Linked DNA regions of Homo sapiens: region 2 is linked to region 1. Evidence: read pairs that join two places in POLR2A ChIA-PET (ENCODE). Cell type or tissue: PC-3. All regions are shown on one strand. Links, peaks and the distances in the headings refer to the core of each region. The heading gives the core; the rest is flanking DNA. Region 1 overlaps C6orf132 (chromosome 6 open reading frame 132). Region 2 overlaps UBR2 (ubiquitin protein ligase E3 component n-recognin 2).

What was found. ChIA-PET counts read pairs that join two places held together with the same protein. Peaks named below come from ENCODE experiments on the same cell type or tissue, not always from the same donor. Only the 100,000 strongest peaks of a DNase experiment are listed, where the experiment ranks them.
Region 2: POLR2A ChIA-PET joins it to region 1 with 20 read pairs; 3 of 35 experiments call an interaction of 5 or more read pairs at or near these places.

What each region holds. Positions count from the first base shown.
Region 1 is chr6:42,126,289-42,131,668 of GRCh38, forward strand. It overlaps C6orf132 (chromosome 6 open reading frame 132), which reads right to left. Exons shown (of 5, transcript NM_001164446.3): 2 at 2,384-2,490. Among named protein-coding and RNA genes, the nearest start is that of C6orf132, 14 kb to the right of the region's middle. In PC-3, for the core only: no CTCF peak of the experiment used is centred there; no DNase peak of the experiment used is centred there; H3K27ac peaks cover 239 bases.
Region 2 is chr6:42,566,661-42,572,040 of GRCh38, forward strand. The region is part of intron 1 of UBR2 (ubiquitin protein ligase E3 component n-recognin 2); the gene reads left to right. Among named protein-coding and RNA genes, the nearest start is that of UBR2, 5.3 kb to the left of the region's middle. In PC-3, for the core only: no CTCF peak of the experiment used is centred there; a DNase peak (open chromatin) is centred at 2,651; H3K27ac peaks cover 1,558 bases.

The DNA.
Region 1 (5,380 bases), core at 196-5,195:
CAGGCTGGTCTTGAACTCCTGACCTCATGATCCACCCACCTTGGCCCCCAAAGTGCTGGGATTACAGGCATGAGCCACCACACCTGGCTGTATTTCAGTATTTTATTTGTTTTTTTTTTTTTATTCCCATTTTACAGATGAATGTTTTAGTATTTTACCGACTGGTAGAGGTGTGTCAACTCTGGGCCCACACTGCTATGAATCTGGGTATGTGTGCTGAGGGTAAGTGATAGGAGAGAATCTAATTAACCTCCCAATATAGAGTATTTCAGGCTGGGCGCGGTAGCTCACGCCTGTAATCCCAGCACTTTGGGAGGCTGAGGTTTGTGGATCACCTGAGGTCAGGAGTTCGAGACCAGCCTGGCCAAAATGGTGAAACCCTGTCTCTACTAAAAATACAAAAAATTTGCCGGGCATGGTGGTGGGCACCTGTAATCCCAGCTACTTGGGAGGCTGAGGCAGGAGAATCGCTTGAACCCAGGAGGTGGAGGTTGCAGGGAGCCGAGATCACGCCATTGTACCACTCCAGCCTGGGCAACAAGAATGAAACTCAGTCTGCAAAAAAAAAAAAAAAGAATATTTCAAACAATTTTATCTGCATTTATGGGTGCAATCACTTCTATCAGAGTTTTATGCATTCTCTGGAAACCAAGTTAGGGGCTGACTCATTTGGTTTTTTTCTTTAAGACAGGGTCTCACTCTGTCACCCAGGCTGAAGTGCAGTAGTGCAATCATAGCTAACTGCAGCCTCAACCTCCTGAGCTCAAGCAATCCTCCTGCCTCAGCCTCCCAAGTAGCTGGGACTATAGGCACACACCACCACACCTCACTAATTTTTAAATTTTTTGTAGAGATGGGGTTGGGCTATATTGCCCAGGCTAGTCTTGAACTCCTGGCCTCAAGTGATCCTCCCACCTCGGCCTCCCAAAGTGCTAGGATTCCAAGCTGACTTATTTGATTTATACCTTGTTGGTGGTGGTGTTGCACTTTCTATATTTATCTATAATATCCACGAACTGCTTTTATAAGCAGAAAATTAATTATTTAAAGTTGTATTCCCAGAGAGCTGTGTGCTCAGCCCTCCACAGAGAGGACTTAGAGATGCACCAAGGAGAATGTAAGACTGCCTCTGTCCCATCTAGAATCTTAGGTCTGATTGTTGAAGTTGGACATAGCAGAAAAAAACCGGTGATGGGGAGAGGAAGGTGGTTGTGCCAGGCAGGCAGTGCTAGGCAGCAGGTATGGGGACCCAGGACCAATGTGTGGGGTGCCATGAAGTCTAACAGGCCCCTGAGAGCTCAGACCAGGGCAAGGGGCCTTTCAGTCCAGGCAATACTAAACCCTCATGGAGGCAAGAGGATGCCGTGACCCCAGTGACAGCATTGTGCCACCCATGACCCAGCTCCGACAGACAGGAGTGAGCCTTAAATCTAGGAGCCTGGCTGTTTAGGCCTGGGCTGTCTAGTACAGCAGCCACTGGCCACAAGCAGCCGTTGAGCACTTAAAATGTCTCAGTCTGTCAGAAGCGGGATGTGCTATATAAGTAGTACACCAGATTTTTAAGACTTAGCATGAAAAAAAAGAATGTAAAATAGCCCATTAGTATTTTTTATATTGATTAAATGTTGCAATGACACTCTTTTTTTTTTTTTTTGAGACGGAGTCTTGCTCTGTCACCCAGGCTGGAGGGCAGTGGCGCCATCTTGGTTCACTGCAAGCTCCGCCTCCTGGGTTCATGCCATTCTCCTGCCTCAGCCTCCCGAGTAGCTGGGACTACAGGTGCTTGCCACTACACCGGCTATTTTTTTTTTTTATATTTAGTAGAGACAGGGTTTCACCGTGTTAGCCAGGATGGTCTCGATCTCCTGACCTCATGATCTGCCCCCTTGGCCTCCCAAAATGCTGGGATTACAGGCGTGAGCCACCGCACTGGCCACAATGACACTCTTTTGAATATACCGGGTTAAGCAAAATATATTTGTCTCCTGCAGTGGGCAGGGAGCTCCTTGAGAACAGCAAGGCTGGCCCAGTCATCTCTGTATCCAGCACCTAATGCAGGGCCTGGCACAAAGCAGACAGTCATCTGTGACTGTGGAAAATGAACCCTGCTTGGCTGAGGGTACCCACTGCTGTATCACTCCTGCACACAAGTTCTCCATAACTTCTCCTTGGGCTTGGCCCTGAACGAGCTGGCATTCCTAATCCTAGACTTCCTACCATGAGCCTCGACCATGCCTCCTTCCAGTAGCCCCCCTTCCCGCCGGGTCAGCATCAGGAAGGAAGGGGTGGACAGAGGGTGCAGCTGATGTCCACTCGGGCTAGGGCAGCCTTGGTGTCCCCAGCCAGAGCAGACTCTCCAACCTCAGAGCAGAACCGTACTCACCAGCGGAAGGAAGGTCAGCAGGGGCCGGACTCTTGGCCGAGCTTTCAGCGTGGCTGTTCCTGACTCGCTCACTGTGTTAAACCGATTGTCTCCATAATAGATGCCATCTAGAGAACACAAGTGAGGGGACACCATAAGCTGGAGATCCAAGGCATCCGGCCACCCAAGTTTAATCTGCCCTTCAGCTCCCAGTGAGGAAAGCCAGGGCCTGCGTGTCTCCCAGTGTTGGATTCAGCTAAGCGCCTCTAACATAATCAGATCTTATGGATGAGATGTGCACTAATGGGGCCAGCTGAGGTGGCGCTGGGTGAGGGACTCGGTGTTCGTGGGGCTTTCAGCCCTCTGCAGCCATCTCTCTCCCAATCCATAACCACCACGCTGTACCGTCCTGAGCCTTCTCTCCCACAGCAATGGTCCCTCGTTTTTGGAGCCCAGGAAGCCCGGCTAAGGGCCCAGCTGAAGCTTATCTCAGAGAGGGAGGAAAACAAGCTGGCTTTTCCCTCGAGTGTTTGAATTTCTAATCTGAAACATGCAGAGCAGATGAGGCCACCTGCTGTCCGCAGTGGCCAATATCCCATCATCTGGACTCCCTAACTCAAGATTTCCCTGACCACCAAACCACAGATGGTTATGTACATGGCTTGCTTTAATGCACCCTTGAGGGCAGAGCAGAAAAAACGGGACAGTAGGGTCAGTGTGACCTGGTTAAAAAATCCCAGCTCTGCCACTGACTGCCCATGTGGCTTAACCTCTCTGGGCCTCAGTTTTTCCCATCCGTACAGTGGGAGTGATGATAGTGCCGTATAGCACTGTTGTGAGGAGTGAGTGTGGCCAGGGCATAGTAAGTGCTCAGCAAACATGGTTGCTTCCCCTGTAGGAAGATGATATGAAGGACCTTCCTCTTCCTCCAGTTACTGAGTCTGTGCTCCATGCTGCTCTATGGCAGTGGGAGGATGTGAGGGGCTACTCACATCACATCACATCCCTTTCTCAACTCCCTCATGACCCTTGATACACACTGACAAGAAATTCACACTCCCTTGGCAGGGATCGCTGTGGCCCTCCTGCTATGTGGCTCATGAGCAAAGAGGGCTTTCTTCCATTTAACGAAGTGTGGAGGACTTTCCTCGATAGCCAAAGAGGAGAGAAGAAAGGTTAGAATCCCAGTTAGCCAGAAGTCTGCTAACTGGGACATTGAGCTAATCATGATTACTTTTCTCCTTGTACATGACTTTAGGAGAAAATTGCAAGAAAGCCAAATGATTTATTCAAGAGACTGGGCTTGTCAGGAAGATCCTGGGATCAGACTACATCCATCCCAAATCCCCACACCGATAGCCGCAGCACCCCATGCGAGCATCTGGGCTTTGGATGTGACAGGGAGGCTCCTGGGAGCGCCCCAGCAGCTGGAGGTGGTGTCCTCCGTGTGCTGCCCTCCCAAGGCAGGAAGCTGGCTGGGACACTCAAGCTTCTCCACGTCTCAAAAGGGGCCCGAACGTCGGGTTCTCCGTGTGCTCCGCACGTCCCTGGAAACTCCAGTTCCCAGCACTGCCCTGCCCCATGCACTCTGGGCAAATATGATTTTCCAGTCCCAGTTGCCAGTCTCCATGCCTGAGGCTGCAGACCAAGATCAGACAGGGCATGCGGGAGGGGAGCTGTAAGATCTGACTCAATGGGAAACAACAAAAGTAGCTCACACCCAACAGCCACCACGAAAGCCCCCAATTCCCTCACTTCCGAGAGTCTGCGTGTTGACACTAGGATCTCCTGGGGCATTTTCTAGAGAGTGCTGTGTGGATGCCAAGGCCCTAGACCTGACGTGATGTGGCTACCTGGACCCTTAACAGGACTGGGGTGGGGCGGGGATTGCCACAGGGACTGCACGACAGCCACGCTCCTAGGCAAGGCCCTAATCATTTCATCTCTGCACCGATGTTGGGATCTAGGGAGCCTCCTTCCTACAGTTGTTATTGTCATATTAATGGCTACTCTTATTGGGTGCCTAGGAGCTTTAGAAGTGTTATACCTGAGCAACTTGGCAAGCATGATAACTGTAATAGTAATAATAATAAAAGGTAAAAACTTACTGAGCATCTTTTTTTTATCTTTATTTTTTTTGAGATGGAGTCTTTTTTTTTTGGTTATATAGATGAGAGGTTTCTATGTTGCCCAGGCTGTCCTCAAAAGCCTTGTCTCGCCTCTTTATGTGCCAAGACAACAGGCCTGAGCCATTGTGGATCCCTGTGCTCTGTCGCTCAGGCTGGAGTACAGTGGCATGATCTCGGCTCAGTGCAACCTGTGCTTCCCAGGTTCAAGCAATTCTCCTGCCTCAGCCTCCGAAGTAGTTGGGATTACAGGTGTGCACCACCACGCCCAGCTAATTTTTGTATTTTTAGTAGAGACGGGGTTTCACCATGTTGGCCAGGCCTGTCTCAAACTCCTGAACTCAGGTGATCTACCCACCTTGGCCTCCCAAAGTGCTGGGATTACAGGTGTGCGCCACCACACCCAGCTAATTTTTGTATTTTTAGTAGAGATGGTGTTTCACCATGTTGGCCAGGCTGATCTCAAACTGCTGAACTCAGGTGATCTACACACCTCAGCATCCCAAACTGCTGGGATTACAGGTGTGTACCACGCGCCCAGCCTACTGAGCACCTTTAATGGTCTGGGCACTGTTCTGAGCATCTTACACATTATTAATTCATTTAATTCTCAAAACAGCCCCATGCAAATTGGTAGTCATTATCCCTGTTTTACAGATGAGGAAACTGAGGCACAAGGAGGTCAAATAACTTGCCCAAAGACTCACAGTAAGTGTTGAAGCCAGGGTCTCCCTAAAGGGCCTGACTTCTAAACTACCATACATACACCCCTAAAGGGAAGAGCCATAATCCCACCATGTACGGGGGTGAGGAAGGCTCGGCTCGGCTCTGGCCAAGGAGCAGCTCTGGGAAGCAACGGGAGGTGAGGCAGCTTGTTCGAAGCCTGCTGGTC
Region 2 (5,380 bases), core at 119-5,118, 440 kb after region 1:
TACAGGCGTGAGCCACCGCACACAGCCTACCCTGTTTACTTTTAAATGCCTTTCTGAACAATAAGTTTTTTTTTTTCTTTTTTTGGTAAGAGATGGGGTCTTGCACTGTTGCCCAGACTAGAGTATAGTGACATTATCATAGCTCACTGCAGCCTTGACCTCCTAGGCTCAAGAGATCCTCCTACCTCAAAAACCAATATTAAAATATAAAATTCCTTCAACTATATAACCTTAATCTTGCCTTACTTTGTGAGGACTTTACTGTCTGTATTAAGTTAAAACACCTAACATTTAAAACTGTTTTTTTCAGCTTAGGCTTCAGCTTTTTTATCACACATTTAAATTAATAAAGTTTTTTCTTAGGTTGAAAGCACATTTTAGGGAAGAGAAACAAGTAGAGAAAACAGTGATTGTAGGCTTTAGACCTCTGTCATTGGTAATTTGTTAGGATCACTTCCATTTAAAAATCACCTAATGAGCACTAGTGTCAACCTTTCCACATTTCATTTACACACCGCTTTTCTTATTCCTGTTATAAGGAGGAAGAACTTTTTGTGATCCCATCCATTCCAGCTAGTATGCCTCACAAAGAAAAGTATCTAAGCTGACTCTTTAATATTTGTAAGTTTAGGATATTACAGTGGCCCTCTCTTCTCATTCTTCTCTTTTCTTGTTAGAATTGACTCCATAAGTATGACTTTCCCAACACTTCTTGGCTCTGTTTACTTTCTATACTACATATGGTTATAGTATGTTCCAGTGAGTGATTACGGTTTTAAAAGTAAACATGCCGGGTGTGGTGGCTCTTGCCTGTAATCCCAGCACTTTGGGAGGCCAAGGAGGGCAGATCACAAGGTCAAGAGATAGAGACCATCCTGGCCAACATGGTGAAACCCTGTCTCTACTAAAAATACAAAAATTAACCGGGCATGGTGGTGCACCCCTGTAATCCCAGCTATTCGGGAGGCTGAGGCAGGAGAGTTGCTTGAACCCAGGAGGCTGGGGTTGCAGTGAGCCGAGATCGCGCCACTGCACTCCAGCCTGGGTGACAGAGCGGGACCCCATCTTTTTCCCTGAATATAAAAGAAATACAGGTTGGGAGCACTGGCTCATGCCAGTAATCCCAGCTATTTGGGAGGCTGAGGTGGGAGGACTGCTTAAGTCTAAGAGTTTGAGACCAGCCTGGGCAACATTAGCTATACCCTGTCTCTACTAAAAAAAAATAAAATAAAATAAATAAGCTGGGTGTGGTGGCATGAACTTGCAGTCCTAGCTACTCAGAAGGCTAAGCAGGGAGGATCGCTTGAGCCCAGGTGTTAGAAGTTACAGTGAGCTATGATCATGCCACTGTACTCCATCTTGGGTGATACAGTGAGACCCTGTCTTCAAAAAAAATTTTGTTTTAATAAATAATGAATTTGTTAAGTTTTATGTAGAGTTTTAGGTCTGTATTGGTTATCTTTTTGCTGTACATTTTTTAAACCGTTTTATTGAGATATAACTCACATACTGTACAGTTAAATTCAGTGGTTTTTAGTATATTCAGATTCATGCAATCATCACTATGATCAATTTTGGGACATTTTTATCACCCCAAAAAAGAAATCCTGTACCTATTGGCAGTCACTTCCCTTTCACACCTAAACTCCTGAGGTCTAATCAACTACTAATTTTTGTCTGTGTAGATTTGCCTATTCTGGATATTTCGTATAAATGGAATTCAACATATTGTCATTTGTGGCTGACTTCTTTCTCTTAGATAATGTTTTAAATATTTATCCATGTTGGGCCAGGCGCGGTGGCTCACACCTGTAATTCCAGCACTTTGGGAGGCCAAGGCAGGTAGATCACAAGGTCAGGAGATCGAGACCATCCTGGCTAACACGGTGAAACTCCGTCTCTACTAAAAAATACAAAAAATTAGCCGGGCGTGGTGGCAGGCGCCTGTGGTCCCAGCTACTTGGGAGGCTGAGGCAGGAGAATGGCATGAACCCGGGAGGCGGAGCTTGCAGTGAGTCAAGATCGCGCCACTGCACTCCAGCCTGGGCAACAGAGCGAGACTCTGTCTCAAAAAAAAAATAATAAAAATAAAATATTTATCCATGTTGTACCATGTACAGGTTGAGTATTGTTACGCTTGCCACCAGAAGTGTTTTGGATTTTGGATTTTTTTGGATTTTAAAATATTTGCAGTTATACCAGTTGAGCATCCTTAATCCAAAATCCAAATGTTCCAATGAGCACTTCTTTGAGCATCGTGTGGGCATGCAAAGTTTCAGATTTTGGATCATTTTGGATTTCACGTTTTCAAATTAGGGATGCTCAACCTGTGTCAGTAATTCTTTCTTTTTTATTGCCAAATGACATTCCTTTGTATAGATAAACCATATATTATTTATCTGTTCATCAGTTGGTGAATATTTGGGTTGTTTCTACTTTTTGGGTATTATGAATCATGTTGCTGTGAACATTTTTTACAAATTTTTGTGGGGACATATGCTTTTGTTTCTCTTGGGTATATACATACCTAGAAGTGAAATTGGTGGGTCATATGTTAACTATTTTGAAGAACTGCCAGATTTTTCCAAAGCAGTTGCATTGTTTTACATTCCCACCAGTAGTGCATGAGAGTTCCAATTTCTCCAGATCCTTGCCAACACTTGTTTTTGCCTGTGTTTTGATTACAGCCATTCTTTTGGGTGTTATGCCTTCTCATTGTGGTTTTGATTTGCATTTCCCTCATGAGTCATGTTGGAACATCTTTTTATGAGCTTATTGGCCATTTTTATGTCTTCTTTGCCTATTTTCAATTAGTCTTTTGACCTATTAAATTTCTATATTTTATTTGTAAATATTCTCCTTAATTTGTAGAGCTCTTAATATAATTTGTTTAAAATTTTTCTCAATATATTCCCTAAAACTCCCACTTAAACACTATTGTTTTTATGGTTATGAGCACTAGTTGTTTTATGATTAACTTACATGTTGCTTATCCTTGTTTGAAAGCAAAACCAAAAGTAGTTAAAGGATACAATTTTAATTGGGTATAGAATAATAGAGACTGTAATAAAAGGCTAACTAACCTCTAGGGATTCTTTCATTTTTCATTTCATTTTTATTTTATTGTACTTGCTTTCTATCCCAAGGCTTAAATTTAGTATTTAATAGAGGGAAAGCTCCTGGAAACATTGTCATAACATGTTTACTTTAGAGGAATGAGTTGACAGTTTCTTTACTTCCCTTAAGAGGGACTTGTAGTAAGATAGTGAATGCTTATTACTCTCTTATGCCACATGGGTGTGACAGCTACAAGTGTCTGAAATAAAGACAAAAGGCCAACCAAACTGGAAATCTTAATTTTTCATGTTGAAGAAACAGTTGCAGTTAGCATATGTTAGAACTAATATGAAAAGCTATAGATTTTATTCTTTGGGGAAATGTGTGAGCTACTTCTGAAAGACAGTCATAAATTTTTCTTGCTTTTTATATTAAGTATGTATGTTTAATCAGCTTAAAGTGCCTGTAATAGAGCCCAAATCTTTTAGGTGATTGTGATTTTTTCATATAATGGTAGTAAAGTTTTTGGTTTTGAGACGGAGTCTCACTCTGTCCTCCAGGCTGGAGTACAGTGGCGTGATCTAGGCTCACTGCAACCTCCACCTCCTGAGGTCAAGCGATTCTTTTGCCTCAGCCTCCCAAGTAGCTGGGATTACAGGCGTGCACCACCACTCCTGGCTAATTTTTGTATTTTTAGTAGAGATGGGGTTTCACCATGTTGGCCATGGTGGTCTCGAACTCCTGGCCTCAAGTGATCTGCCCACCTTGGCCTCCCAAAGTGCTGGGATTATAGGCGTGAGCCACTGTGCCCAGGAGTAGTAAAGATTTGAAAAATGGGGAGCATATGCATGCCTTTCTTGGACCAGACTTTTAAGTCTTGTTATTTATAATAATATGTAATAAAGAGTGAAATACTTGCTTGTTTTACTAATAATATTTTTATGTAAAGTGGCTAGTTTTTTTTTTGTTGTTTGTTTGTTTTTTGAGACAGGATCTCACTCTGTCACCCAGGCTGAAGTGCAGTGGCGTGATCATGCCTCACTGAAGCCTCAACCTCCGGGGCTCAGGTGATCCTCCCACCTCAGCCTCCTGAGTAGCTGGGACTACAGGCATGCACCACCATGCCCAGCTAATCTTCTTTTATTTTTAGAAGAGACAGGGTTTTGCCATATTGCCCAAGCTAGACTCGAACCTCTGAACTCAAATGAGCCACCCGCCTTGGCCTCCCAAGTGCTGGGATTACAGGCATGAGCCAAAGAGCCTGGCCGATTTTTTTTTTTTTTCTTAACCAGAAGCTGATACTAGCGTCTGAATTTTTGTTGAAGAAATCTATGAACAAATTTGCTCTCGTTACAGTTACTAGACTGCATAATTTTTTTTTAGAAAGCATCCATGCTAGCCTGTAGTCCCAGCTACTTGGGAGGCTGAGGCAGGAGAATGGCGTGAACCTGGGAGGCGGAGCTTTCAGTGAGCCGAGATCGCGCCACTGCACTCCAGCCTGGGTGACAGAGCAAGACTCCGTCTCAAAAAAAAAAAAAAAAAAAAAAAAGCATCCCTTCTAAAGTAACCTTTCATTCTTGTATTAAAATTTTGCAACAGTGAAGTTTTACAGGAATGGGAACATAAAATATAAGGAAAAAAACTGGTTTTTAAATAAAATCTTTCAATATGTTGTAAAAAAAAGTCCGAAGCACTTAACTTTCTAGGATCATGGAGGTGAATTATTTTGGTCTTATTGCTTAATTTTTCTTTCATAAAGAGTAAATTGAATCCTAGCACCTTTGGGAGGCCGAGGTGGGCAGATCACCTGATGTCAGGAGTTTGAGACAAGCCTGGTCAACATAGTGAAACCTTGTCTCTACTAAAAATACAAAAATTAGCCGCGTGTGGTGGTGCACACCTGTAACCCCAGCTACTCAGGAGGCTGAGGCAGGAGAATCACTTGAACCTGGGAGGCAGAGGTTGCAGTGAGCCGAGATCGTACCACTGCACTCCAGCCTGGGCGACAGCACGAGACTCAAAAAAAAAAAAAAAAAAAAGCGCTTAGGATCATTTGACTACCTTCATTCTTGTTTTGGTTTGCTGACAATGGGTGAAAAATGAGACATTTACCTTTGAATGAGGCCAAAACGAGGTCTTTTAGCTCAAAGAATAAGATTCTAGTATGCTTGTTGAGGACTCTTTTTCTTTTTTTAAAACTTGTCCTCTTTATAATTACTGAGCTTAAAGGATGTGTATGTATATATAAAATTTTGATTGAGTCACTCTGAAGGGAGAGAATACTTAAAGCCTGTAGGATTGTCTCCTAAGAAATGATGCTGCT